3 separate regions of the Homo sapiens genome follow, and all the other regions are linked to region 3. A link is a loop called in an ENCODE intact Hi-C map of the cell type or tissue named here. Cell type or tissue: heart left ventricle. All regions are shown on one strand. Each heading gives the region's core, and the rest is flanking DNA. Links, peaks and the distances in the headings are about the cores only. Region 1 overlaps NLRP11 (NLR family pyrin domain containing 11). Region 2 holds the start of TMEM238 (transmembrane protein 238). Region 3 holds the start of LOC107983998 (a long non-coding RNA gene).

Region 1 (9,707 bases), core at 978-8,977, 180 kb before region 3:
ACATACTCCATAATTACAAGGATTTTTTTTTGTAACCTGAATTTGATCTTTCTGTCTATGTTCTCTATTTTGAGGCCATACATTTTTCTTAGACCTTTTCCTTCCATACCTACATGCTTCTGGCTTTATTGTGATGTAATTGACAGATACAAATTATGTATACTTAAGGTGTACAACTTGATGTTTTGATATACACTGTAAAATAACAATCCGTGGGGACTCTTGCTCACTCACCATCTCCCTGTGGTCAGGAGCCTTCCTGGGCCGTGTGCCAGTCCTGGGCTGGTGGCTGTCCTGTCTCACTCTTCTGTTCTCCGTGGGTTGTGTGGCTTCCTTGATGAATCCCGTGTGTCCTAGATAATCCAGTTGAAAAGCTGGTGTTGCTGCTCTGTTCTCTCTCCATGAGAGCGGTGCACACTACCAGCTTCTGGTCTACCATCTTCTCTAACCATGCCTCACTTCATATTTTAGATATTTTAAAAATTACACTTTAAGTACCTTGACATGGTGGTAAACTTGTTTTCCTTCCTTGAGTGTTTTCTTCCAGAATTAGTAATTTTTTTTTTAGTTGCATGGTTATCCTGTCATTCACTTCTCTTTTCTTATCTAGCTCAAGCTTATGGACAACTGTGTCCAAAATGTATAGCTTGTCCTGGTATAGTGTAAAGCAGTGGTCCCGCACCTTTTTGGCACCAGTTTCACGGAAGACAATTTTTCCATGGACTAGAAGGGGTGGAGATGGATGGTTTGGGGATAATTCAAATGTATTACATTTATTATGTACTTTATTTCTATTACATTGTAATATATAATGAAATAATTCTACAACTCGCCATGATGTAGAATCACTGGGAGCCCTGAGCTCATTTTCCTGCCACTAGACAGTCCCATTGGGGGGTGATGGGAAGCAGTGACAGATCATCAGGCATTAGATTCTCATAAGGAGGGTGCAACCTATATCCCTCCTATGTGCAGTTCACAATAGGGTTCACGCTTCTGTGAGAATCCAATGCTCCCACTGATCTGACAGGAGGCAGAACCCAGGTGGTAATGTGAGCGATGGGGAGCGGCTGTAAATACAGAGGAGTGCTCAGTCACTCACCACTCACCATCGGCTGTGGGGCCCAGTCCCTAACAGGCCACAGACTGATATCAGTCTGGCGTAAAGTCTACTGAACATGCCTCCTAGGCCATGTTGTAATCTCTTATTACCCTTTACATTTTTACCACTATCTACTGAGGGTTTCAATGAGGGGGAAGTGAACCCAAGTTTGAGAGAAGGCTTTCCTGGAGACCATGGCTGTGTCCTCCATGGTGACCCTTTAAATGTCAGTAGCAGGGCTGAGTCCACTCAGTGAGTTTCTCACTTCCATGGACATTGCAATGTCTTTCCCCTCCTCCTCTGCCCAGGGCCCTGAGAAAATAGAAATCCTTCCTGCTTCTCTTGATCATCTTATTCTCAAGACTGTTGTGCTGTCCCTTCCTCATGAGGTACATGCTCACCTGCTCTGTTTACTTCTCTCCAAATTGCAGATATTTAAGAGAATATCAGATATGATTTCTTTTCTTCACTTTCTTCACCCAGTACCTCTTCTGGGATGGCTCGACATATCGCAGTAGTAATTGCAAAAGGTCTTAGTACTTACATAGACTGCTCCCAGTGGAAAACAAAACTCAAATGGAGCTTTGGAATTTGGGACAGGAAATTGGTAGATGCCTGATGGGCCTTGAAATTTTCAGTGGGGAAAGAAACTACAAGTCAAGTAATTAAAGGGTAGAGGAAACTACAGGTCAAGAAACTACTTGACCTGTAACTTTCCTCTGCTTTAAAAAATTTTTTTTCCCAGGCTGGAGTGCAGTGGTGCAATCTTGGCTCACTGCAACCTCTGCTTCCTTGGTTCAAGTGATTCTCCTGTCTCAGCCTCCCGAGTAGCTGGGATTACAGGCGCCTGCCACCATGCCGGGCTAATTTTTGTATTTTTAGTAGAGATGGGGTTTCAGCATGTTGGCCAGGCTGGTCTCGAACTCCTGACCTCAGGTGATCTGCCCGCCTTCGCCTCCCAAAGTGCTGTGATTACAGGTGTGAGTCGCTGTGCCTGGCCACCCTCTACCATTTTAATAAGTTTTCAACATGCCTTTGACCTTCAGTGGACTTTATCAGGTGGGAACCTGAACTGGTGGAAAGTTTAGCAAGGTTGTTCCTGAAATAACAGTGGAAAATGCACATTATTAACTTGAAGATAAGGAGATTTAGGGGGACAATAAAGATGCAGCCTGGTGGTGGTGGTTTTGCTCATCATAAAAGGTGACAAGGGAGAAATGGACTGAAGAATAAACTTAAGGTTTTGAACTAAGTTTATAGAAAATAAAAACGTCCTTGACAGGCTTTTCTGACCACAAAGGATTCTCAAGAAAGAGCTTCAGGGTCCTAGGGTAGTTCTATTTTTCATTTTTTGAGGAACCTCCACATCATTTTTCGTAATGACTCCTCTAATTGACAGCCCCACACACCGTGCACAAGGCTTCCCTTTTCTCCACATCTTCACCCACACTTACCGTTTGTCTTCTTGATAATATCCATTCTAACAGGTGTGAAGGGAATAGCTCATCGTGATTTTTATTTGCATTTCTGATTCGTGATGTTGAATACCTTTTCATCCCCTCTCCTTTTGGGACTGTAATTACACGTATTTTATACTGGTCCTTTGATATTGTATCACAGTTCCCTGATGGTCTGATTGGTTTTGTGATTGTTTTTCCTCTGTGCTTGTTAGGCCAATTCTATTGATCTGTGCTGGTGCCCCCTCATCCTTTCTTCTGTGTGTGCCATCTGCCATTCAGCCATTCCAATGAATTCTTTGTTTTGCATAGTGTATATTTTAAGTTACAGAGCATCCATCTGATTCTTATACTCTATATACCTAATATATGGGGATATATGCATAATATGAAACTTATTATAAAATTACCTCCTAATTCCAAAAGCTGGGTTATCCGTACATATGCTTCTATTCATTTTTTTTTAATTTTACTTTTGACAAATAGTTATGCATACTTATATGGGACAATGTGATGTTTTGATATGCTTCCATTGTGGAATGTTGACATGAAGCTAACAAATCTATTATCTCACATATTTATTCTCTTACGTGTGTGTGTGTGTGTGTGTGTGTGTGTACATGTGTGAAACTGGACAGCTTCTGAATGGCAAAGGGAAATGAGTGAAGAGACTCCTGGATTGGGAGAATATATTTGTAAACTATGTATGATACGGAACTAATATCCAAAGTATATAAGGAACTGCATAACAAGAAAACAGATAACCTAATCAATAAATTGGCAAAAAGAAAAACACCTAAATAGACATCTTCCAAAGATTTTTTTTTCTTGATTATGAATCATGGTTTATAATCATGAACCATACTCATCACCATGGCTTTCTGCTTCTTTGAATCTCAATTTTTTTATTGTATACTAAACGTCATAGATAAAAACAGTAAGGAGAAAGTCCTGTCTCTGCCAGGCTGTTGAGATGTGCTAGGTCGGAACTAGGCAGCCCTGGTAGTCTAGAGGGTGGGATCAGGCCCGTTGATCCATCAGGCTCATCTCCACTGGGGGGGAGCCAGTGTGCCACATTCCAGTACATTCAGGTCCACCACACCAGCCCTGCTGCAGCTGTTCATCATTGGCTTTTATTTATCCCATCAAAGTTCTTCCATGCTGCCAGGCTCCCTCTTTTGCCTGCCCTTACCCAGGGATAAAAACATTTTCAAGTATCTGCTCACTAAGGAAGGAGTCATCCCCCTCTAGGAATTCACTTATTTGGATCATTTCTGTATCATACCTCTATGACAGCTTTATACTTATGTCTTAACATTTTTGTTTGTTTTTGCAGTGGGAGTGCAATCTTGTGTATTCTCAAGAAATAAGACTCCCTTTACGATAAATTTTAACTTTATTCCATACAATTTCATTTATCTTAAGTAGTTCATTAAATGATCAGGATTTCAGTAATGATATGCATAAACAAAAAAATAGAAGGGAAGATGAACGTGTAACTCATGACTGATGGGCCAAGATGTAATAGATACTTTGAGCTGAATACGTACCAGGAAACAGTCCCTGAACTCGAGTTATTGCCTCAAAGGAAAAACTGGGTATGAAATGAAACATAATTGAAGGCTACCTAAAACGCTAAGGAACCCCCAAAAAGGAAAGAAATATGTTCTTGATGCCAAGACATGAGAGGGAAGCCCTTGAAGGATAAAGAACAAAGCTAAAACAGATCTGTCGACTCCACTGTATGAGTTGAATAGGTTTTATTCAACCTTTTTCCTTTAAAGCAATATGGGCCGGGCGCAGTGGCTCATGCCTGTAATCCCAGCACATTGGGAAGCCAAGGCAGGTGGATCACCTGAGGCCAGGAGTTCGAAACCAGCCTGGCTAACATGGCAAAACCCTGTCTCTACTAAAAATACAAAAAATTAGCCAGGTGTGGTGGTGCACGCCTGTAATCCTAGCTACTTGGGAGGCTGAGGCAGGAGAATCGCTTGAACCTGGGAGGTGGAGGCTGTAGTGAGCCCAGTTCGTGCCACTGCACTCCAGCCTGTGCAATAAGAGCAAAACTCCATCTCAAAAACAAGCAACATGATGGTAAATATCTTTGTACCTATATCTTTGTGATAAGCAGTAGTAAGTAAAAATTTCTACTATATTTTTACTGTAAACATGAAAAGAAGCTAAAACTGTTTTTACATCTTGAACTTTCATCTTTGTTCTGTATTTTCTGCCCTGTACTCGCTGGATTAGGCAATCAGGAGGCATGCAAAGCTGTCATGAGGAGAAAATTCATGCTGCAATGGGAAAGTCACACTTTTGGAAAATTTCATTATAAATTTTTTCGTGACGTTTCGTCAGATGTGTTCTACATACTTCAATTAGCCTATGATTCTACCAGCTATTATTCAGCAAACAATCTCAATGTGTTCCTGATGGGAGAGAGAGCATCTGGAAAAACTATTGTTATAAATCTGGCTGTGTTGAGGTGGATCAAGGGTGAGATGTGGCAGAACATGATCTCGTACGTCGTTCACCTCACTGCTCACGAAATAAACCAGATGACCAACAGCAGCTTGGCTGAGCTAATCGCCAAGGACTGGCCTGACGGCCAGGCTCCCATTGCAGACATCCTGTCTGATCCCAAGAAACTCCTTTTCATCCTCGAGGACTTGGACAACATAAGATTCGAGTTAAATGTCAATGAAAGTGCTTTGTGTAGTAACAGCACCCAGAAAGTTCCCATTCCAGTTCTCCTGGTCAGTTTGCTGAAGAGAAAAATGGCTCCAGGCTGCTGGTTCCTCATCTCCTCAAGGCCCACACGTGGGAATAATGTAAAAACGTTCTTGAAAGAGGTAGATTGCTGCACGACCTTGCAGCTGTCGAATGGGAAGAGGGAGATATATTTTAACTCTTTCTTTAAAGACCGCCAGAGGGCGTCGGCAGCCCTCCAGCTTGTACATGAGGATGAAATACTCGTGGGTCTGTGCCGAGTCGCCATCTTATGCTGGATCACGTGTACTGTCCTGAAGCGGCAGATGGACAAGGGGCGTGACTTCCAGCTCTGCTGCCAAACACCCACTGATCTACATGCCCACTTTCTTGCTGATGCGTTGACATCAGAGGCTGGACTTACTGCCAATCAGTATCACCTAGGTCTCCTAAAACGTCTGTGTTTGCTGGCTGCAGGAGGACTGTTTCTGAGCACCCTGAATTTCAGTGGTGAAGACCTCAGATGTGTTGGGTTTACTGAGGCTGATGTCTCTGTGTTGCAGGCCGCGAATATTCTTTTGCCGAGCAACACTCATAAAGACCGTTACAAGTTCATACACTTGAACGTCCAGGAGTTTTGTACAGCCATTGCATTTCTGATGGCAGTACCCAACTATCTGATCCCCTCAGGCAGCAGAGAGTATAAAGAGAAGAGAGAACAATACTCTGACTTTAATCAAGTGTTTACTTTCATTTTTGGTCTTCTAAATGCAAACAGGAGAAAGATTCTTGAGACATCCTTTGGATACCAGCTACCGATGGTAGACAGCTTCAAGTGGTACTCGGTGGGATACATGAAACATTTGGACCGTGACCCGGAAAAGTTGACGCACCATATGCCTTTGTTTTACTGTCTCTATGAGAATCGGGAAGAAGAATTTGTGAAGACGATTGTGGATGCTCTCATGGAGGTTACAGTTTACCTTCAATCAGACAAGGATATGATGGTCTCATTATACTGTCTGGATTACTGCTGTCACCTGAGGACACTTAAGTTGAGTGTTCAGCGCATCTTTCAAAACAAAGAGCCACTTATAAGGCCAACTGCTAGGTGAGTCTTTAAAAAATAAATCCTCTTTCCTGTCTTCCTAAGACCTGCCCATAATTCTAGAGCTTGTTGACCAGAACAAGACAAACTCGGGGCCATGAAGAACTTGACTTCCAATCTAGCTTCTAATTAGACCAGTGACTTAAATCTCTCTGCTTCTGTTTAAACTCAAAGTTTGAGTTAAACCTCAGCACTGTTGAAGTTTTGGGCCAGCTATTCTTTGTGGTGGGGGTCTATCTTGCACATTGTAAGAGGTTTAGCAGTATCTCTGGTCTCTCCTGTGGCCAGTAGGGTCCCCTTTTCCCCGTTTGTGACAGCAACAAAAATCTTATACATCACCAAATGTCTGCTTAGCGGCAGAATTGCCTCATTGCAAACCAGTGGTTTAACCTAATTTCTTCAGATCTGTTGTATAGATTAAAAAGAAATAAACCTTGTATTGTTACATTATAGGAGTATTCATGATAGCACAAAACATGCAACATTGATTTTTAATATTGAAGTTTAAAAATATTTAATAATCTCGCATTTAAAGGCCCTGCACTCAGATGTGTCTTATCAGAATATGGAATCACCAGCTACTTTAATGGATCTGAGTGTTGTTCATTCATGTTTGACCCTACTTTATTTCTTGCTGCATGGTATTAAATCTGAGTCAGACAACAGGCACTCTCAAAACATACTTTAATTTACATGTTTTACAAATTGCTGGAGTTGAATCGATTCCATTGGAAAACTCAATTTTTCTTCTATGTAGTCAAATGAAGAGCCTTGTCTACTGGAGAGAGATCTGCTCTCTTTTTTATACAATGGAGAGCCTCCGGGAGCTGCATATCTTTGACAATGACCTTAATGGTATTTCAGAAAGGATTCTGTCTAAAGCCCTGGAGCATTCTAGCTGTAAACTTCGCACACTCAAGTAAGTACTATATCAACCTCTGCCTTAGAGGTTCCCCTAGGAATAACGGTGGTCTTTTTCTTTCTCTGGGAGAAGACAATATACAAAACACACTTTCAGGTCAGGCTCATCAGGGCCTAGGCTCCTTCTGTACTTCTCAACCATCTTTAGTGTGTCTATGATAAAGATGACCTTAGGCCACAGTAGCATCTGAGGTCCCAGCCATCATGGCTGCCTTCAAGGCAGGAAGCAACAGAAGGGAGAAGGAAAGGTTTATCTAGAAGCTTCAGGAGCTTCCTTGATGGAGTCTTTTCAAAACTCTTTCTTGTATCACTTCTGCTTGCATCTCATTGGCCTGTTTACCTTGTCTTCATACGGCTTCATATAACTACAAAGGGGGACTGGGAAAGTAGTCTCTTGGAATCAGGAAGAAATAGTAACAAGTGGGTTTATCCTAAGGAAGAAAGCAAAAATGGGTCAGGGTAGGAGTCTAACAGTTTCTTTCCTACAGAATGCGTTAGAATCAGGTGAAAAGCAGCTGTACTTGCCTAAACAGTCACTGGGAAAATTAGTATTTATCTGAGTTTATAATAGCTCTATAGGAAATGGCACTAAAATATTCAGTACACATCAACATATATGATCTTAGGATTCTGGAAGCCCAGGAGTTAACTTTATTTTCATTCAAGAAGAATGCCTACTTTGTTTGAGGTGCTAGTCTAAGCACTAGGATATATCAATGGGGGGAAAAAAGACAAATTTCCTTGTTTGCTATCTGATGAGACAGAATATAGGCAGACATAATAAGTACACGCATTTTAAAGTATTTTAGGATAATGGTGTTACGGGGGGAAAAGAATGGCAAGGTCAGGGTGCATAAGTGGGTATTTAGGGGTGTGGGAGGGTACAGGCTGTAGTAATAAGTTCCACAGAGAAAGTGAGATTTGAGCAAAGACTTGAATGAGGTGAAAGAATGAGCCAGATAAACTGTTGGTCATCCCCTGGGATGGGAGGGATCCATGAAACAAAGGCTTTGAGTTCAGAGACCTACATGTTTAGACCAGTGTGAGGCAGGAAGGGTATTACGGAGATGGCTCACAAGTATGTATGGCATGATCATGGTGTTGTAAACCAGTGTCAGGACTGGGTTTTCTGGAGTGAGGTGAGGCATTTTGAGGGGTTTTGAGCAGAGATGCCATAATTTAGCTTGCATTTTAAGAAGCTCATTCTGGATACCGCGTTTAAAAATGGCCAATCGGGGAGCATAGGGCAGAATCTGAAAGCTCAGAGGAGGCTCTTTTTCTTGGCATTTGCCAGGTGAGAATCAATGGTGCCTCTGAGGGTGTGAATAGTAGAGGTTGGTGAGGTGCGAACTCCGGGGCATATGTTGACAAAGGATGATTCCTTGATTAAATCTAGACTAGGAGAGAGAATTGTCCCAAGATCTTTGTTTTGAAAACTGCCATGTGAGAGTTGCCACTGAGTTGGGAAATGACGGCGAGAGCCAGAATCTGAGGAAGGTCAGTCTAAAGTTGTTTGAGCTAAAGCTGTGATGTCTATTAGGTGTCCAGAGAGCAGTGTGTAATGTTTCTGAACTGAAGGTAAAATGTGGGTGTCGTTCATGTATACATGTGTATAACACAAATGTGTATTTAAAGCCAAGGACTGAGTTCACCAAGGATAGGAATGTTGCTCAGGAAGCAAAACGATCCAAAGACTGATGCCCGGAGTTCTCCAACATAAAGTGATTGGGGAGAAAAGCAGAAACTAGCGAAGGCCTTTGAGGGAGTGGTCATTAGGCTAGAAGGTAAAGTAAAGGGTGTGGTATCCTCGGATCCCAGTGAGGCAAGTTTCCCAACGAAGGAAAGGTCAACTGTGTCAGATGGCAGTCCTTATTCAAGGAGACTGAAGACTGAGAATTGGCCAATGACATTAGCAAGGTAGAAGTCATTGTTGGCCAAGAACAGTTCTGGAAGGGTAGTGAGAGCAGAAAAGCCTAATTGAAAATGATGAAAGGAGAACTGAAGACTTTTAGGGCGGGTGCAGTGGCTCATGCCTGTAATCCCAGCACTTTGAGAGGCTGAGGCGGGTGGATCACTTGAGGTTGGGAGTTCGAGACCAGCCTGGCCAACATGGTGAAACCCCATCTCTACTAAAAACACAAAAATTAGCCGGGTGTGGCGGCATGCAACTGTAATCCCAGCTACTTGGGAGGCTGAGGCAGGAGAATCGCTTAAACCCGGGAGGCGCAGGCCACGGTGAGCTGAGATTGTGGCACTGCACTCCAGCCTGGGTGACAGAGTGAGACTCCATTGTGTGTATTTAAAAAAAAAAACAAAACCTTAAACAGTTTTGTTGCAACATGGGGCAAAGACTTGGGAGAGAAGTTGTTTGTGTAAAATGGGGATCAGGAGAATTGCTAGGTAAAGGACT
Region 2 (9,707 bases), core at 1,233-9,232, 250 kb after region 3:
ATGGGCCTGAGTGGGACTGGGACAGTGGGGGCTCCTGAGCAGGTACGAAGTCACCAGCGGAGTGAGGCCAGCTGGAGGTGGGCCTGAGTGGGATTGGGACAGTGCGGGGGGTCCTGAGCAGGTACCAAGTCACCCAACTCAGTTTTAAGGCAACACCTCTCAATCTGAGCTAATAGACCCAACTAAGGGAAGGACAAAGGAAATGGTAATTCACAGCAGACAGGGGCTGGCAAGTGGTCAGATCTGCTCTCCTTCGAGCTGGGCAAGACTGGAGCAGACAGGACTGAGGTCGGAAGGGCAGTGGTCTGCCTCAAAACGCAGGGCTCCCAGCCCCGTACGACCCCAACCAATGGCAAGTCGAGGCCCTGACAGTCCCCTTACTCTCAGTCAGAGCCGGGGGTGGTCTCAGACAGGGAGCAGAGTCCTTCTTTGAATCGGGTACCCCAGGATGGCAGGAACCAGGGGTGCCATGGATGCTGGATCCTTGGTCCCTGGCAGTGGCTGACAGAGTTAGGTGCCCAGGAAACATGTGAGGATCAACAGCAGGACTCTTTCCCCATCCAGGCCTCACTGTGTGTCATGGTGTCTTCCAGGCTGGAGTGTAGTGGTGGGGCTCATGGGCTCACTGCAGCCTCATACTCTTGGCTCAAGTGCTCCGCTCACCTCAGCCTCTACTCAACCTCTGAGGAGCTGGGACCACAGGCGGTGCACCACCACACCCAGCTAATTTTATTTTAGAGACGGTGTCTCATTATGTTGCCTAGGATGGTCTCAAACTCCTGGCCTCACAAGCTGTAATAAACACTAGGGAGCAAACAGGCCAAAGGAAACAAGAGGGCTGGGCAATCAGGAAAGCTTGGGTGACAGGGTGGCCCAGGAGCGGCCACTGAGATGAGACCTAAGTGACAAGAGCCAGCTCAAAGAGACAGGGGAGGGATGGGGACACCTGGAGGACGGGAGTAGGGGGACAATGCTAAGGCTGCTCAATGCCTGCTGGCTGTACCCTGGGGCTGCCATCTCCCTTACAGTTATAAGCCACCACCCACCAAGTTGCCCATCTCAGAGATGAGGTTGCATCAAGTAAAGCCCATCCCCTCCAAATGTGGCTGCACCCACTCCCTGGATGCAAAAGTCATCTCATCTTCCTCCCGTGATGTCTGTCGTCCCCCAGGTCTTGGGAACACCCCAAGTCCCCAAACCGTGCTACAGCACCAGGGCCCAGGGCCCAGCCCTCAGCCTGCACCCTTCTGGGCTAGAAAAGGCCTTTCTTCTTCTGAATGGAAGCCACTGCCCCAGCTGGGATTCTTCAGGCCACCTCACAATGGGACAGTAGGTCTCAATCACAAGTCAGCAAACTTTTTCTGTGAAGACAGTGACCCTTGCCCTCACCAGGGACAAGGCAGCTACCCCACCCCTCCTGCATGGCCAGCCATTGACATCACCTCCAGATGGACAAGGTGACATGCAGAGTTTTGATGACATGGCCTGAATGACAACACACAGGGCCAGAGCTCCCCAGAGCGTTTCAAAAAGGGAGGCCCAGTCGAGGCAGGTGAGAAAGCCAGCTGACTTTATTGCTCTGGGGGCAGGGGGCTCAGGAGCTCTTGGTGGGGCGGGTCCGCTTCCTCTTCACCATCACAGGCTTCTGGCTGCGCAGGATGGCGCTGGCCCTGCGGATGGCTGCCTGGGGGCGGGGGAGCAGAGCAAGGCTCAGCCCATACACTCCACAAGCCGCCCCCTAGGCCAATGCTGGGTGTGGGGAGTAGGCTGAAAGCAAGAATCCATCCCTCTCCAGCCCATATTGCAACCAGTAGTGGGAGGCCCTTCCCCACAGCACTGGCCAGTCTCCCCAAGCCTGATCCCCAAACCCCAGCTCACCATGCGCAGGTCGGGGCGGTACTTGTTCTTGCGGATCATGTGTCTGATGCTGCTGAGCGTGGCGCGAGCATTCTTGTTGATGGTGGTCCGCACATAGGAGGTGGCAGGCTTCCGCTGGCCTGGTTGGGGGTCAGGGAGGTCCTGGGGTCAGTCCACCTAACCTGCACCTTTAGCACACCTCGCAGGTGTGGACAGTCTCACATTGAGAAGCTGAGCAGCGTGGGCCCGTGGCGGGTGCCTGGGCAGGCCAGCAGGTAGCTGTTTTCCCACCTGTCCATTTCACAGAGGCTCACTCGTCATCACGGAGTACTGAGGACACAGCTTCTGCCACACTCATAGCCCAATTCTGTCCACCATGAAAACACTCCTTTCTCATGCCAGAAAGCTGCCGCTTCAGTTAGGATCTGATCCAGGTCCAGCCAGAGCCCACGCTCCTGGCAATGGGTATGAACAGCTTCCCAGGAACCCCAGGCCCATCCCCACAGCAGTGGTTCAACATCAGCTTGGCTGAGAGGCCCAGCCTCACTCAGGCCAGTCCCTTAGTCTAGGAAGGGCCACCCATGTATTCGGCAATCCAAGAGGTGAAAGCTTTCAGGACTCCCCAGAACGGGGTCCCCAAGTGCCAAGCAATTGGCTGCTCCCTGGACTACGTGTCCCTGAGACAGGAGGATCACTAGCCAACAGACTGCGTTTGTTGCTGCCACTGAGTAAAAGGACCCTTGGCTCTGAGGCAGTTCCAATCAAGGACCTGAGAAAAACTCACTCTAAAAAGAAAATACAGCCCTGTCAAGAACACATGTGAAGCTGGACTCCTCCATTAGAGACCCCCGACTCACACGAACATTCAGGGAATCCCCAAAAAGGCCTGCACCTGACAGCACAATGTATGGAGTGGGGTCCCCAAGACCTCTTCTCTAACCTACACAGGCAAAATGGGAATCAAATGGCTGCAACCAACCCAGCCTGTCCCCTCCTAAGTGTGGTAGCGAGGGCCCCTCCCCTGTTGTGCCTCAATCTTCCCACCTGTGGGATGAAACCATCCATCCCCACCCTGACTTGCTTTGAGAATTTCATCTGAAAACATCAACCCCGTGCCTTAACTCTCAACAACCACCGAGGAAGTTCAGGTCCTTTTTCATTTCTCCACTTTACAGGTGAGGACACGGGCTCAGACGCGCGCGGCTCACAGAGCTGACAAGTCGGCCGAGAGGGAAGCCGGTACCCAGACCAACACCCTGGCGCCAGGGATGCCCGCCGCGATGGCAGTTACCGCTCTTCCTGCCTGACAGTAAAAAATCACAGCTCCCAGACCCGGGAAAGGGGCCGCTCTCTGGCCCAAACCAGACAAAACTCACCGGATCTCCGCTTAATGACCACCACGACACCTTTGCCGTCGGCTGCCGGCTCCACGCCCACAGTCTTGCGGTGAATCAGTCCGTTGTAGCGGAAGGAATTGCGGGCCTTCAAGTTATTGGGCTCCTGGGAAGGAGGCGGCACAAGGCATCGTGAATAAGGGACCCGGAGACATGCGAAGGTCCCGCCCTCTGACCCAGAGTCAAGAGACTCAGGACCCTCCTCCCGCAGGAGCCACGCATCCGGGCCCCACTTACAGTGCTGTAGGTCTGCTTATTCCTCTTGATCAGGAAACTGGAGCAGTTCCGCACGACCATCCATTGCAGATGCGCAGACATGGCGGCGGCTGCGGGGAAACGGGCACAGGGAAAGCGTCAGACACAGAGAACTAAAGCAGCGTTAGGCCACGGGCCACGCTCGGACAGCAGAGGAAGAGAGCGACTGGGAACTTGGGTGAATGGGAGACCCCTGAGGGCAGACAGCGACCTAGAACTCTTGTCAGGCGGGACTGAGTGACCTAAGGCGGCGGGACCGAATTCAGGCAGCCGAGACTAGCTGCGGCGAATGAGAGTGAGGGGAAAATAACTTGAAAATTCACAACGACTTCACGGGGAGGGGTTGGGGTCCGCCAATGACCCTTGAGGCGCAAGGGGAGAAGGCAGGCAGAGGACTGAGAGGGAGTGCGCGGCGGGCCGGAGATGGCGACCACGCGAGGAAGACGAACGCTCACCTCCCTTCGCAGCGGCGACCTGAGACGGAAAGAGGAAGGCGAGGGGCGAGGCGACGCCTTTAATACCGTACACGCATTTCCGCTTCCTCTCCGGGCGGGCACGACAGGAGTTGTCGGTCCCCACCTCCGAGGCGGCTCGATGATGTTCGGCTGCTTCCGCCGAAAATTCGCTCAACGCTCGGGAATATTCGGAACTCTTCGGTTAGAGGGCCGAGAGCGTATTCCGGGAACCGTTCGGAAGTTTTCGAAACTCTACCGCTGGATTTCCGAGTGGCTCCAATTCGAGAGGTCCTGGGACCCATACCTCAGCGTTATCTCTCCAGTATTGCTCACCCAGCACTTGTCACTGTGATTGGCATATGATGGGCGCTCAACAAACATTTGTTTTATGAATGAACTGGTGAATGCGTGAACTATATAAGCCTAGCCCCGGCACCTTTGGATATTTCCGGTCTTCGTAAGCCCTCGCGGTGATGGCCAATGAGGGCGCCGAGGCCCGCTCGGGTATTTTCGGAACCCTCCGGAAACGCTCTTGGGAGAGGTGTGTATGTTCGGAAATACTCCGTCTTCATTCGGAATCCCTCGGCTAATCCTGGCAGCCCTCTTGCAGTTCGCCCTCCCCAGGGTTTTCTTGAAATAAAACTCTTAAACTGTTTAAGCCTGGGGAGAACCTACACGGAAACTTCTCGCTGACTGCCACCCCAGGGGAGCGCGGATGCCCTCTAAGGGAGAATTGTTTGGAGGGAGGGAGATTTGCATGTGGCTTCTCTTGGCTCCCTTTAGGATTCTATAGATTTGCCGGTCCTCTTCCCTGCCCTCCACCTGTGCCTCCAGCCTATGGTGTGCCTGTCACACCCCATCAGCTCCCTGGGAGGTTATGATCCGTTGTCAGGGCCACCCTAAGGGGGCAGGAGCCTTGCCTGATATTTCTCTGTGTCCTCGGCCTCACCCACGCGGCATGGTGCTGGGGAGGCCTCAGAGACTCCTACTGAACAAAAGGAATGAGGGTGCCTGTGTCACCTCCCCAGGGCTCCTTAACTTGCGGTTACACCCGGGCACTCCTTGGGGCAGGGGCTTCGTCTGGTCCATAGGACTATCCTCCATAGGACAGTCGGGGTTCGCCCAGCTTCCTCCACGGGTGCGCTCTGGACCTGATGGGTCTCGTCCGTCCTTGTGCCCGTGGCTTCATTCGCTGAACACAGGAGACCCCAGAAGACACGCGCTGAGTGAAGGAAACTCAGCTTCCGCGGAACCCGGAGCTTCCCCTCTTAGATCACCCCGACTACTGGTTCTCGCGTCCCAGAGCTCCTTGGTGTCTAAAGGCCTTGTCTGATCTGCACTGTCTGATCTGCACAGGCTTCGGGAGGCGGACACTGAGCAGAAACAACGCCACGCCCGGCTCCGAGTGTCCCATGCTGCCACCACTAAAATGCCCTGATTTTTGGCCATATGTGACCTCCCTGGGTGGCACGGGCCCTAGGCACCCGTGGCTGTGCGCCTGGCTACCACCAGCTCAGGCCTCTGAGCAATAGCCCCTGCACGGAAACCACGACCAGGGTAACCCCGGCCGCGCCGGTTCGCGCCCAGCCCGGTTCAGGTGACCAGGCGGGAGCTTGGCACACCTGGCGCCGTCCCCTGACCCCGCCCCGGACCGGGCCGCACCCCGGAACGCTCTCTCTGGGCGCCAGCGGCGGCGGTGCAGGGCCATGGCGGCGGCGCCAGCGGTGTGCGCCTCGCAGGGGAGCCCGCCGGGTGCACCGTCCGCGCCGGCGGCCGCGCCAGCACCCGCGGCCGGCCTGGGCCGCTGCCGGATGGCGCTGCTGCTGGCCGTGGCGCTGGATGTGGCGGGCATGGCGGCGCTGCTGACCGGCGTGTTCGCGCAGCTGCAGGTGCGCGGCCGCGACTTCGGGGACCTGCTCATCTACTCGGGCGCGCTGCTGGTGTTCCTGAGCCTGCTGGGCTGGATCCTCTGGTACACCGGCAACATCGAGATCTCGCGCCAGGAGCTGGAGCGCGACTACGGCCTGCGGCCCTCGGCGCTCGCCCGCCTGGCGCGCAAGCTCTCCCGCCGCTGGTCGGCGCCCGCCGCCGCGGGCCAGCGCCCCGCGCCCGGCTCCCGGAGAGCGCGCCGAGCCGCCCGCGCGCCCCCGCCGCCCGCCGCCGGCTCCCGCCGCGTGCGCCTGCAGCTCGCCACGCTCGAGGCCGGGCCCGGGGCGGCGGGCGCGGGCAGCGAGTGAGGCCCAGGTGAGGGGCGGGCGGGGCAGGGCGGGGAGACGGAGGGACCGAGGGAGGGACGGGAATGGAGACAGACGGGGGAGCGATGGACAGATGGAGACAGAGAGCGGCCATGGGGAGGTAGAGTCCCAGGGCGGGGTGGAGACAGGGACGGGAAGGCTCTGGCGGAGAACCGCAGACACAGCAAGCACAGGTGCATACGTGGGGGAGGCTGTGAGACCCTGCCCCTGGAGATGGGAAGTGTGGGGGTCGAGTCACACAGTTAGGCCCCCCGCACGGGGAGAGCCCCAGCTTCCAGGTACACCAGGCCCCATTTTTTGTTTTGTTTTGTTTTGTTGTCGTTTGGGGTTGTTTTGAGACAGGATCTCTCACTGTCACCCAGGCTGGAGTGCAGTGGCGTGATCTCAGCTCACAGCAGCCTCGACCTCCTAGGCTCAAGCAGTCCTCCCACCTGAGCCTCCCAAGTAGCTGAGAATACATGTGCGCCCCACCTTGCCGGGCTAATTTTTGTATATTTAGTAGAGACGGGGTTTTGCCATGTGGGCCAGGTTGGTCCCCACCTCCTGAGCTCATGCGATTTGCTCTCCTCAGCCTCCCAAAGTGCTGGGATTACAGGCGTGAGCCACTGAGCCCAGACCAGGCCCCATTTAATCCTCTCCATGTAACTGGTCTCCAAGGTCACTACTATTACCATCCCCATTCTGCAGTGGAGGAAACTGAAGCGCAGAAAGGCGCCACATTTGCCCAAGGCCACACAACACGTAGGTGGAGGAGCTGGGATTCTCCTGACCTGTAGGCCTAGGAAAAGAGGAGCTGGGATTCTCCTGACCTGTAGGCCTAGGAAAGGAGGAGCTGGGATTTTCCTGACCTGTAGGCCTAGAAAAGGAGGAGTAAGAAGGACCAACAGCAGGAGAAATGAAGCCACCACACATTCACTCCCCTTTCCCCTCTACCTTCTATCTCTTTCCTAAACACACCTTTCCAGCTAGCCTGCCTCTGCTCAAAGACCTGCTGTGGCTCCCTCTTCACCTTTGGTTAAACTGAAGCACTCACTGGCCTGTGGACCCCCCATATTTTGGCCCCATTTCTCCTGCCTCTCTGCACTAATGGTGTCTCTTAGTCCACAGATAGCCAGTTGGTCCCTGTTCCTGCTCTTCTCTACACCAGGAGTGCCCTTGGCTGTCTCCACTCCACCCAGAAAACTTCTCACATGTTTAAGATTTAACTTAATTTCTCTGGGTCTTCTCTGGGTCTTCATATTGTCTGAGCGACCCCTCTTGCTGCTTATATGGCCATGTGCTGTGTCTATGTTGTTACTGTCTCTCCCACCTGACAGGGAGTGCCTTGAGGGTAAGACCTAGGTCCCTAGCGTCCTTGTTCCTAGCATTGCCCAGCAAAAAGTGTGAAATCAGGAAAGGTTGATGGTTGGGTAGGGAAGTGGAAGGATGGATGGAAGAACGGATGGCTGGATGGGTGGATGGGTAGATGGATGGGTGGATGGATGGATGAGTTGGTTGATGGATGCATGGGTGAATGGATGATAGATTGATAGATGGGTGGGTGGGTGGATGGGTAGATCGATGGGTGCGTGGATGGATGAGTTGTTTGATGGATGGATGGGTGAATGCATAGATGGGTGGGTGGTTGGATAGGTGGATGGGTAGATGGATGGGTGGATGGACGGGTGAATGGACAGATGGGTGGGTGGGTGGATGGGTGAATACATGGGTTGGTTGATGCAGGGATGTGGTTGGATTGACGGATGGATGGGTTGTTTAATGGGTAGATATGGGTAGGTGGTGAATTGGGCAATGAACCATGAATGGATATGGTTGGAGAGGGAGCCCTGCCTGATAAAGGGGCAAGAGCTTTTCCTGATACTTCTCTGTGTCCTCGGCCTCACCCATGCAGCATGGTACTGGGGAGGCCTCAGAGACTCCTACTGAACAAAAGAAATGAGGGTGCCTGTGTCACCTCCCCAGGGCACCTTAACTTGCGGTTACACCTGGGAACTCCTTGGGGCAGGGGCCTCGGCTGGTCCATAGGACTATCCATAGGACAGTCAGAGTTTGCCCAGCCTCTGTGCGCTCTCTGGATAGATAGGTAGATGGGTGAATGGGTAGTTGAATAGATGGTTGGGGCTGAATGATAAGTACACAGATGAGTGGATGAATGCATTTAATGGCACATGGATGGTTGGGTGACTGAATTCATCTCTCAAATAGGGTTTTGGTAAAAGAATTAAACCCTATTATCCTAGGACGTTCTATGTAGGTAAATAATTAACTTTTTTTTTTTTTTTTTTTTTTTTTGAGATGGAGTTACACTCTTGTTGTCCAGGCTGGAGTGCAGTGGCGCAATCTCGGCTCACTGCAACCTCTGCCTCCCGCGTTCAAGCAATTCTCTTGCCTCAGCTTCCCGAGTAGCTGGGATTACAGGCATGCACCCCCACACCTGGCTAATTTTGTATTTTTAGTAGAGACGGGGTTTCTCCATGTTGGTCAGGCTGGTCTCAAACTCCCGATCTCGGGTGATCCGCCCACCTCGGCCACCCAAAGTGCTGGGATTACAGGCGTGAACCACCGTGCCCGGCTGGAATTAACTTTTCTCCTATGCATCCAGAATGCTACCAGTTATATATTATTCTTTGTGAGATTTGGGGAAATAGTCACCCCAATCATATGCTACGTGCCGTGATTCAGTGAAGGAACTGGGGTAAGAAAGCATGAACATCTGCTTGCACGGGTGAAGCGTAAGCTAACATGAAGCTTGGCATAGAATGCAAACATAAGCACCTGTAGTTACTGTTACCTTTGGAAATCCTGGCTGAGCACAGTGGCTCATGCCTGTAATCCCAGCACTTTGGGAGGCCGAGGTGGGAGAATTGCTTGCTTGAACCTGGGAGGCAAAGGCTGCAGTGAGCCAAGATCACGCCACTGCACTCCAGCCTGAGTGACAGAGTGAGAACCCGTCTCAAAAAAAGAAAGAAAAGAACATCCTTTATGAGGTTGGGCATGGTGGCTCATGCCTGTAATCCCAGCACTTTGGGAGGCCGAGGCGGGTGGATCACCTGAGGTCAGGAGTTCGAGACCAACCTGGCAACCATGGTGAAACCCTGTCTCTACTAAAAATACAAAAATTAGCCAGGCATGGTGGCGGACGCCTGTAATCCCAGCTACTAGGGAGGCTGAGGCAGGAGAATCACTTGAATCTGGGAGGCGGAGGTTGCAGTGAACCAAGATCGTGCCACTGCACTCCAGCTTGGGCAACAGAGCAAGACTCCATCTCAAAAAAAGAAAAGGAGAGGAGAGGAGGGGAGGGGAGGGGAGGAGGGGGGAAGGGGGAGGGGAGGGGGAAGCAGGGAGGGAAGGGGGGAAGGGAGGGGAGGGGGAAGGGGGAAGGGGGAGGGGACGGGCAAGGGGGGAGGGGAGGGGGGAAGGGGGGAGGGGAGGGGAGGGGAGGAGAGGAGAATCCTTTACGTAGCTTAAACGTCTAACACAGCTGCACAGGC
Region 3 (9,707 bases), core at 639-8,638:
TATGCCAACTACCCCTTTACCTTTCACCATGATTGTAAGCTTCCTGAAGCCCTCGCCAGAAGCAGCTGCCAGGACCACACGTCCTGTATAGCCTGCAGAACCGTAAACCAATTAAGCTTCTTTTGTTTATAAATTACCCAGCCTCAGGTATTCACTCATAGAGACACAATGAAACTAACACAATCCCTCTCTTGAGTTTCAGACCATATAACTAGTGGCACTGTAGTGGCCACAACCCCCACCCCCACTGCTATCCCCAGAAATAATGACAACAATAAGCAACATTTATTGAGCCCTCACTCGGGAACAGCCATTGCTAAACGCACAGCATCCTCAGGGCAGAGCTACAAGGAAAGCACCATGAGGATCCCTGTTTTACAGATGAGGGAAGCAGAGCTCAAAGAGATCGTGTGATTGGCCTGAGGTCACACATCCGCAGGCGGGATGGCCAGGATAGCACCTGCCTCTGCCCACACCAGGTCAGTGCACATGACCCCTGTCAGCAAGCCACACACTTCCCTGTAATCCCACCATCGCCGCTGCCACCCCAGCGCAAACCACCACCACTTACGCCCAGCTTATAGCAGCAGCAGCCTCCGCCTCCATCACTCTCTCCCTCCCCTCTCGTTTTTTTTGTTGCTGTGTCTTTTTTCAGACAGAGTCTCACTCTGTCGCCCAGGCTTGAGTACAGTGGCACGATCTCAGCTCACTGCAGCCTCCACCTCCCAGGTTCAAGCGATTCTCCCGCCTCAGCCTCCTGAGTAGCTGGGATTACAGGCGCGCACCACCATGGCCGGCTAATTTTTTGTAATTTTAGAAGAGACAGGGTTTCACCCTGTTGCCCAGACTGGTCTCGAACTCCTGGCCTCAAGCGATCCGCCTGCCTCAGCCTCCCAAAGTCCTGGGATTATAGGCGTGAGCCACCATGCCTGGCCTTCTCCCTCCCTTCCCTATGGCAATTTCCAAGTGATTTTTTAAGCTCACAGAATCATTCCCTGACTTAAAACCTTCCCCTCTGAGACACAGCAACATATTGAGACCCTGTCTCTCCAAAAAAAATGATAATAATAATTAGGCAGAGGTGGTGGTGCCTGCCTACAGTCCCAACTACCCAGGAAGCTGAGACAGGATTGCCTGAGCCCAGGAGTTTCAGACTGCAGTGCGTCATGATCAAAACCTTCCCCTCTGCCCTTAGAGTAAACCCAGACACTCTGCAAGGCCCTGCGTAGACTGGCCCCCCAGCTGCCTTCCCTTCTGGGCACCATGGTGCTGGCTTTCCCTTGCCCAGTGCACCAGCCTCTCCCATCTGGAGAGCTTTTGTGCTAGCTCCTCCCCTCTCTGTGATGTTCCTTTCAGCCCCTCACAAGAGTGACTCCTTCCTGGCCTTCAGGTTTCAGCTCACAGAACACTTGGTCATAGCAGCTTTTAGTGACCGTGGTAGCTCCAGGTGCCCTGCTCTGCGTCCTCCGTCTGTTCATTTCCTTCACATCCCACAGCACAATCCATGATATGGCCTCGTTGATCTACTGCCTGCTGTGTTACTGCCTGCCTTCCCCACTCTCCAAGGCCCAGCTCCATCCTGGTCAACATTCTACCCTCAGAATCTATCAAAGGTCTTTCAGGAAACGGTAAGGAATCAATTCGATATTGGTTGAATGAATACATGAATGAATTTGATCGCCCCATCCAAAAGTGAAGCATTACCTCCCTACCCAGCTCCCCACCAAAGAGAACCCCTGCTCAACCCCAAGACATGATCATGAGGAAGCCACACCATCTAGACAAAATTCTTGCCACACCATCTAGAACTTTGGACGTCCCCATTTCCACCCACTCCCTCACTCCCCAAAGCCAGACAAGCACCAAGTTCCATCACCTCCACCCCCTGAGGGCACTGACCTCCGTTCTCCAAGCCAAGTTCTGGCCCCTTCCTTCTCACCTGGACCACCATATCTGGTACCCTGGCCTCCAGTTCCCCTCCCACACTGGCCTGACCCTGACAGATGCTTCTCACAGCTGTGTTGAATGCAACTTCAGCACCATGCATAACATTCTCCCGGCCCCCTTTACCCTCAGGACCAAGTCCGAGTTTCTCAGCCTAGAATTTGAGGCCCTTTGTGAGGTGGCCCAGCCACTTCCTCACCTCACTTCTCATTCCTGTGCTCCAAGCACACACGGCATCTCACAGCCCCCTGGCCAGACCTTGAATTTACACAGCTCCACACGCAAAGGCTTATGTGTTTTCCTCGCCCTGGGAATTCTTCCCCTTTCCTCTACTGGCAGCCTTCTCCTTAGCCTTCTGGAATCATGTATTCTGACCTCTCAAGTTGGCTAGGTGTCACCTATATGCCCTGCTCACCAGTCCACCAGCTCCTCTTTTTAAAATCCTCCCTATAGTATAACCCCCTCAGCCTGCCATGAAAGGCCTCTCACAACCTGGCCTCAGCCACCTTTCCCACCCTTGCCCTCACCCAACCTGTTCCAGACAGCTGCAGCGAATCATTCTGACTTCTCCATTTACACCTCAAATCTTGGGCCACTGTGACTGATTACTCATGTCCCCAAACTTCAGTTCACACTGCATATTCATATCCAGGGTCTCGATGAATCCTCTCAACGGTCCAGCGAGGCTGGCAATCAGATGCACTCCACAGCGCAGAGGGGGCAGAGGCCACTCAGATCTCCGGCCGGAGTGACCGATTGACCCCCGCTCCAGCACCCTCACCTCCCTCTGGCTGCCCAAACCCTCCCCAGCCTGCAGTCTGGGTCCTGCCTCCTTCAGGAACCTTTTCCTGGCCACCCCCTCTTCTCAAGGTCCACTATTCATCCCACTTTGTCTTCCCATGGGAAATAGCCCCTTCTCCCCTCGGGAAATAATACAGTGATGCCCAGGCCTGTGCCTCTGGGGCAATTGGGATCCAAGAAGCCCACCCTCAAGGCTTTCCGCCCTCCTCTTCCTATACCTCGTCCCCTGGTCACCGTAGCCCCTCCCCAAGCCTCCTTCGCAGGGCCTCTCAGTTTCCAACGCCCACTGCCCTGGGGGCCACTCTGTCCCACACCCCAAGTCCCTCACTTGGGCAGGACTCTTAAGAATGCCGTCACTGCTGAACCTGCTCACTCCCCGCAATCCGGCCCGGTCTCCCTATCCCTACGCAGCAAACTTTCACGTCCGGAAGCGGCCGCAGTGACGACTTCCGGGATGCTCCGACTTCTCCAGCAGCTTCCGGATTCGGAGAGCAGCAGGAAAGCACTCGGGCCAGAAACGCACCCACAAGAGAAAGGTTCCTGCGTCGCGCACCTTGCTACTCCACACACACACTACACAAAAGTTAAAATGAAATCACTATTTGGCGCCGTGCCGGATGCTGAGGGAGGGAATACAACAGAGATGGCTTTTGTCAAAAAAAAAAAAAAAAAAGGACTTTTCTTTCTTTTTTTTTTTTTTTTTTTTTTTTGAGACGGAGTCACGCTCTGTTGCCCAGGCTGGAGTGCAGTGTGTGATCTCGGCTCGCTGCAACCTCCACCTCCCGGGTTCAAGCTATTCTCCTGCCTCAGCCTCCCGAGTAGCTGGGATTACAGGTACACACCACCACCCTCGGCTAATTTTTGTACTTTTAGTAGAGATGGGGATTTCACCATGTTGGCCAGGCTGGTCTTGAACTCCTGACCTCAAGTGATCCACCCACCTCGGCCTCCCAAAGTGCTGGGATTACAGGCGTGTGCCACCGTACCCGGCCAGGAAAGACTTTCTAGAGTAGGAAAGACAGTACAAAGTCTTTCTACAAATAGGACCTGAAATCAGAAAGGTCTAGTGATTTGTCTGTTGCTACAGAGCAAAGGCAGAGGGCTGAAATTCTTCAACTCATGAGACAGTTGAAGACAGTCAGGCCCTAACTCTTGATTTGCTCCATGGCAAGAAAATGGAGTACCGTATCCCTATTGGTTAGGTGGTAACGCCAAGGCCATAGAGGGGCAGTCATTGGCCCTGGATCACACTGCTAGTCAAAGCTGGCTAGTAGGATGTAAAGACTTTTATTTTAAAAGTCTCAGGGCTGCCAAATTCATTATGCCAAAGGGAAGGTTAAGCCTGGAGACTGAGTTATGCAACACTGCTATCTGCTTCCCAGATCAACAGCTGTTGCTTCAGAACCTTGTGTCAAAGCATTACACGTTAGCCAGACCCTCACAGAAAAACAAAGCGCCTCAAGTACCTCCACGTGACCACCAGTACACATTGTTGTTTGCTGTCCTCCATCCTCCCATAAAACAAGAACATGGGCCGAGTGCTGTGGCTCACGCCTGTAATCCCAACAATTTGGGAGGTCGAGGCGGGCGGATCACCTGAGGTCAGACGTTCAAGACCAGCCTGGCCAACATAGTGAAACCCCATCTCTACTAAAAAAAAAAATACAAAAAAAAAATTAGTCAGGCGTGGTGGCGCACACCTGTAATCCTAACTACTTGGGAGGCCCAGGCAGGAGAATCGCTTGAACCTGGGAGCTGGAGGTTCCAGTGAGCCAAGATGGCGCCACTGCATTCCAGTGTGGATGACAGAGTGACTCTGTCTCAAATAAAAATAATAATAAGAAGAAGAACATGTCCCTTGTAACTTTAGGTTTGCAATCTAAGTCTAGCTCCTAAAACTAAAGTCTGTTAGGTTTCCCACTGATAATGCTTATCTTCCCAGGTACAGAACAAAAACGATGAGCTCAATCATTCTTCCATCTGTCACCCTCTTCCCACCTGCCTTCCCTCCTTTAAGGAAATGTATAAATACTAAGCCTCCTGAAAACCTTTCCATAAGCCACAGAGGTTTTCTGTGACTCTTGCCTTTCCCAGGTCTGCCCTCAAGCTCTGGATATATAAGCTCTGGAGTGATTGAGGCTCTTGCCTCAGTAACTTATTTTGGTTAACAATGATGTCACTTCCCTCTGCAAGGCTATGTGATGGAGGGAAATGATATCCAGCTCTAAAGATAACCTAAAGAGGCCGGACGGGGTGGCTCACACCTGTAATCCCAGCACTTTGGGAAGCTGAGGCGGAGGATCATCTGAGGTCGGGAGTTCGAGACCAGCCTGACCAACATGGAGAAACCCCGTCTCTACTAAAAATACACAATTAGCCGGGCGTGGTGGCGTGTGACTGTAATCCCAGCTACTCAGGAGGCTGGGGCAGGAGAAGTACTTGAACCCAAGAAGCGAAGGTTGCAGTAAGCCGAGATGGCACCATTGCACTCCAGCCTGGGCAACAAGAGTGAAACCCTGTCTCAAAAAATAAATAAATAAAATCAAGTAGGTGGCCTCAGCCTTCTCAGCCGGCCAGGATATGCTGGGCCAACTCCTGGAAATGTTGGGAACAGTGGGCAGAGAGGCAGTGACCGTCCACCCAGCTGGTTAGCCAGTGTTGGCAGAGGCTGCTGGAGTACTTAAAAGACCTTTCCACTGGACCACACACATGTTCATATCATAGGGCCAGGAGGATGCTGAGTGTGAGACATGATGCTGTGTGAAGTAGAGCAGGCTCGTGAAGGTTTGTAGGAACTCAGGGCAAGGCTGGGAACTGGGCCCTCTTTCTTTGCCTCCTCCTGAGCTGTCTTCTTAAACCACAGTACTACGTGTGTAGGGCACCCCCTGGTGGTCAATAAGGTAATGACAGTTTGGACTTAAGGATACAAGTGAGGACAAAATAGGTGAGCAACTCATCCTGGTTTGGGAGAAGTCCTGGGACTATCCAGTTTTAAAACTGAGAGGAAAAAATAAAGAAGAACAAGGCAAGAAAATAGATGTCTTAGATTTGGCAAATCACCACCATCTGGCTGTTGACAAGGAGACAAGTTATTCCCATTTTATCGATGGGGCTGCTGAGACCAGAGAGTAAACTGCCCATTCACAAAGTCCAGCAGGTGCAGAGTTAAAATAGATTACCCGCCTCCTGAGCGAGACTAACGGGGGAAAGAAGACCAGCAGTTACCCTAGGTGGCAAGTAAATCTTTCTCACTTTTTTTTTTTTTTTTTTTTTTTTTTTTTGAGAAGGAGTTTCGTTCTCGTTGCCCAGGCTGGAGTGCAATGGCGAGATCTCAGCGCTGCTCACCGCGACCTCCGCCTCCCGCGCTCAAGCAATTCTCCTGCCTCAGCCTCCCGAGTAGCTGGGATTACAGGCATGTGCCACCACTCCGGGCTAATTTGTATTTTTAGTAAAGACGGGGTTTCTCCATGTTGATCAGGCTGGTCTGGAACTCCTGACCTCAGGTGATCCGCCCGCTTCGGCCTCCCATAGTGCTGGGATTACAGGCCTGAGCCACCGCACCTGGCGGATTGATCTTTATTGGACACCTGCTGCGACAGGGAACCCTCCTAGGCCTCGTGGGGGCGACAAAGACCAAAATATCAAAATGTCTCACCCACCTTAGAACCTGGAAGAAGCAGGTAGGGACTACTGTGTTTCCTCTAGCCTGCAGAAGCTCAAGTTCAAAGACTCGTTCAGCCTCACTAAGGAACCTTACGTAACTCACGACTAGAATTTGGAAGAAGGCCCTTTGGTTTCTCAAATTCAGCAGTAACATTTCACAGATAAGGAAACTGAGGACCAGAGAGGTTGAATGAAATTATGGCGATAGGCCTGGTGCGGTGGCTCACGCCTGTAATCCCAGCACATTGAGAGGCCGAGGTGGGTGGATCAGGAGGTCAGGAGTTTGAGCCCAGCCTGGCCAAGATGGTGAAACCCCGTCTCTACTAAAAATACAAAAATTAGCTGGGTGTGGTGGCAGACGCCTGTAATCCCAGCTACTCGGGAGGCTGAGGCAGGGAACTGCTTGAACCCAGGAGGTGGAGGTTGCAGTGAGCCAAGATCGCGCCACTGCACTCCAGCCTGGGTGACAGGGCAAGACTCCGTCTCAAAAAAAAAAAGAAAGAAATTATGGCGGCTAGACACGGTAGCTCACGTCTGTCATCCCAGCACTTTGGGAGGTCAAGTCGGGAGGATTGCTTGAGCCCAGGAGTTCAAGACCAGCTTGGGCAACATGGTGAAGCCCTGTCTCTACAAAAAAATACAAAACAGCCGGGCATGATGGCGTGAACACTTGTAGTCCAAGTTACTCAGGAAGCTGAGGTGGGAGGATCACTTGAGCCCAGGAGGTCGAGGCTGCAGTGAGCTATGATTGTGCCACTGCACTCCAGCCTGGATGACAAAGCAAGACCCCATCTCAAAAAAAAAAAAAAAAGAAAGAAAGAAAGAAACAAAGAAAGAAAGAAAAAGAGACCGGGCGTGGTGGCTCACGCCTGTAATCCCAGAACTTTGGGAGGCCGAGGCGGGCGGATCACGACGTCAGGAGATCGAGACCATCCTGGCTAACACGGTGAAACCCTGTCTCTACTAAAAATACCAAAAAAAAAAAAAAAAAAAATAGCCAGGCGAGGTGGCGGGTGCCTGTAGTTCCAGCAACTCGGGAGGCTGAGGCAGGAGAATGGCGTGAACCCGGGAAGACAGAGCTTGCAGTGAGCCGAGATTGCGCCACTGCACTCCAGCCTGGGCGACAGAGCAAGATTCTGTCTCAGAAAAAAAAAAAAAGAAAAAGAAAGAAAGAAGGAAAAAGAAAAAGGGGCCGGGCACAGCAGCTCATGCCTGTAATCCCAGCACTTTGGGGGGCCGAGGCAGGCGGATCACTTGAGGTCAGGAATTCGAGACCATCCTGGCCAACATGGTGAAACTCTGTCTCTACTACAAATACAAAAATTAGCCGGGCGTGGTGGCAGGCGCCTGTATTCCCAGCTACTTGGGAGGCTGAGGCAGGAAACTCGCTTGAGCCCAAGAGGTAGAGGCTGCAGTGAGCCAAGATCATGCCACTGCACTCCAGCCTGGGCGACAGAGTGAGACTTTCTGTCAAAAAACAAACAAACTGGCCCGGCGCGGTGGCTCACGCCTGTAATCCCAGCACTTTGGGATGCCGAGGCGGGCAGATCACGAGGTCAGGAGATCGAGACCATTCTGGCTAACACAGTGAAACCCCGTCTTTACTAAAAATACGAAAAATCAGCCGGGCGTGGTGGCGGGTGCCTGTAGTCCCAGCTACTCGGGTGGCTGAGGCAGGGGAATGGTGTGAACCCTGGGGGCAGAGCTTGCAGTGAGCCGAGATTGCGCCACTGCACTCCAGCCTGGGAGACAGAGCAAGACTCTGCCTAAAAAATAAAAATAAAAATAAAATTGCATAGTAAACATCCATATACCTACCATACCAGGTTTATAGTTTTTAAATATCATCTGCAGTTTGATCCTGAAAGGTCATCATGTTCAGCCGATTATTTTTTTAAACTGCTTTATTGAGGTGTAATTCACATATCACTACATATATAATTCGCCATTTAGAGGTGTGTGTGTGTGTGTGTGTGTGTGTGTGTGTGTGTGTATGTGTGTTTTTGAGACATATTCTTGCTCTGTGCCCAGGCTGGAATGCACTGGCACGATCTCGGCTCACTGCAACCTCTGTCTCTTGGGTTCAAGCGATTCTCCTGCCTCAGCCTCCGGAGTAGCTGCGATTACAGGCCCAGCTAATTTTTGTATTTGTAGTGGAGACGGGGTTTCACCATGTTGGCCAGGCTGGTCTCCAACTCCTGACCGCAGGTGATCCTCCTGCCTTGGCCTCCCAAACTGCTGGGATTACAGGCGTGAACCACCGCGCCTGGCCTCTTTGTAGTTTTTTTGAGACGGAGTCTCACTCTGTTGCCCAGGCTGGATTGCAATGGCACGGTCATGGCTCACTGCAGCCTCAACCGCCTGGGCTCAGGAAATCCTCCCACCTCAGCCTGCTAAGTAGCTGGGACTACAGGCATGCACCACTACACCGGGCTTTTTTTGTTTTTGTTTTTTGTTTTTGTTTGTTTGTTTGGTTTTTGGTAGAGATGGCTGTCATGATGTGTTGCCCAGGCTGGTCTGGAACTGCTGGGCTCAAGGGATCCTCCTGCCTCTGCCTCCTAAAGTGCTAGAATTAGAGGCGGAAGCCACTGAACCCCACCCAATTCACCCATTTAAAGTGTATAATTCAATAGTCAGTATATTCATAGTTGTGTGCACATATCATGATAGTCAACGTTAGAACACTTTCATCACCTCAAAAAGAGATCCCATGCCCTTTAGGTATCACTCCTCTATTCTTCCTTCCCCCCAACTCTCTATCCCCACCCAACCTAAGGAACCACAAAGCTACACTCTGCCTCTATAGATTTCCCTATTCTGGTGTTAATAGAATCTTAATAATATGTGGTCCTTTGTGCCTGGCTTCTTTCACTTAATATATTTTTAAATTTTATTTTATTGACACATAATATTTTACAGAGTTTGGGGTACATGTATTTGTTACACGCATAGAATGTGTAATGATCAAATCAAATCGGGGCATTTGGGGTAACCACCATCTTGAGTGTTTATCATTTCTATGTGTTGGGAACATTGCAAGTGCTCTCTCCTAGCTACTTTGAAATACACGGACTGGGCGTGGTGGCTCACACCTGTAATCCCAGGACTTTGGGAGGCCAAGGCGGGTAGATCACCAGGTCAGGAGTTCTAGACCAGCCTGGCCAACATGGTGAAACCCCATCTCTACTAAAAACACAAAAATTAGCTGGGCGTGGTGGTGGGCACCTATAATCCCAGCTACTCAGGAGGCTGAGGCAGGAGAATCGCTTGAACCCGGGAGGCAGAGGTTGCAGTGAACC

Evidence for each region. Peaks named below come from ENCODE experiments on the same cell type or tissue, not always from the same donor. Only the 100,000 strongest peaks of a DNase experiment are listed, where the experiment ranks them.
Region 1: it touches region 3 in a loop (13-fold over the local background); 17 of 110 quality-filtered maps call a loop at or near these places.
Region 2: a loop joins it to region 3, with 2.6 times the contacts of the local background. A loop is called at or near these places in 11 of 110 quality-filtered maps.

What each region holds. Positions count from the first base shown.
Region 1 is chr19:55,805,441-55,815,147 of GRCh38, reverse strand. NLRP11 (NLR family pyrin domain containing 11) reads left to right here. Exons shown (of 10, transcript NM_001394894.2): 3 at 4,810-6,379; 4 at 7,134-7,295. Among named protein-coding and RNA genes, the nearest start is that of NLRP11, 22 kb to the left of the region's middle. RefSeq lists enhancers at 5,404-5,453, 5,351-5,645. In heart left ventricle, for the core only: a CTCF peak has its summit at 5,478 (motif pointing right); no DNase peak of the experiment used is centred there; H3K27me3 peaks cover 1,114 bases.
Region 2 is chr19:55,380,220-55,389,926 of GRCh38, reverse strand. It overlaps TMEM238 (transmembrane protein 238), which reads left to right and starts at 5,635. Exons shown (of 2, transcript NM_001190764.2): 1 at 5,635-6,205. The coding sequence starts at 5,668. The coding sequence ends at 6,198. RPL28 (ribosomal protein L28) reads right to left here and starts at 3,995. Exons shown (of 5, transcript NM_000991.5): 1 at 3,962-3,995; 2 at 3,489-3,577; 3 at 3,234-3,357; 4 at 1,879-1,997; 5 at 1-1,684. The coding sequence starts at 3,569. The coding sequence ends at 1,595. It overlaps MIR6805 (microRNA 6805), which reads right to left and starts at 1,746; the gene lies at 1,685-1,746. RefSeq lists enhancers at 4,950-5,019, 5,050-5,119, 5,073-6,035 and silencers at 5,410-5,749, 6,040-6,129. In heart left ventricle, for the core only: a CTCF peak has its summit at 5,983; DNase peaks (open chromatin) are centred at 4,046, 4,476, 5,556, 5,926 and 1 weaker place; H3K4me3 peaks cover 4,800 bases; H3K27ac peaks cover 2,832 bases.
Region 3 is chr19:55,628,482-55,638,188 of GRCh38, reverse strand. LOC107983998 (a long non-coding RNA gene) reads right to left here and starts at 3,186. Exons shown (of 2, transcript NR_171683.1): 1 at 2,477-3,186. It also overlaps a transcript of ZNF581 not described here. RefSeq lists a silencer at 2,565-2,732 and enhancers at 2,852-2,941, 3,012-3,231. In heart left ventricle, for the core only: CTCF peaks have their summits at 5,636 (motif pointing left) and 6,357; DNase peaks (open chromatin) are centred at 2,677, 3,198, 5,601 and 6,328; H3K4me3 peaks cover 2,606 bases; H3K27ac peaks cover 1,528 bases.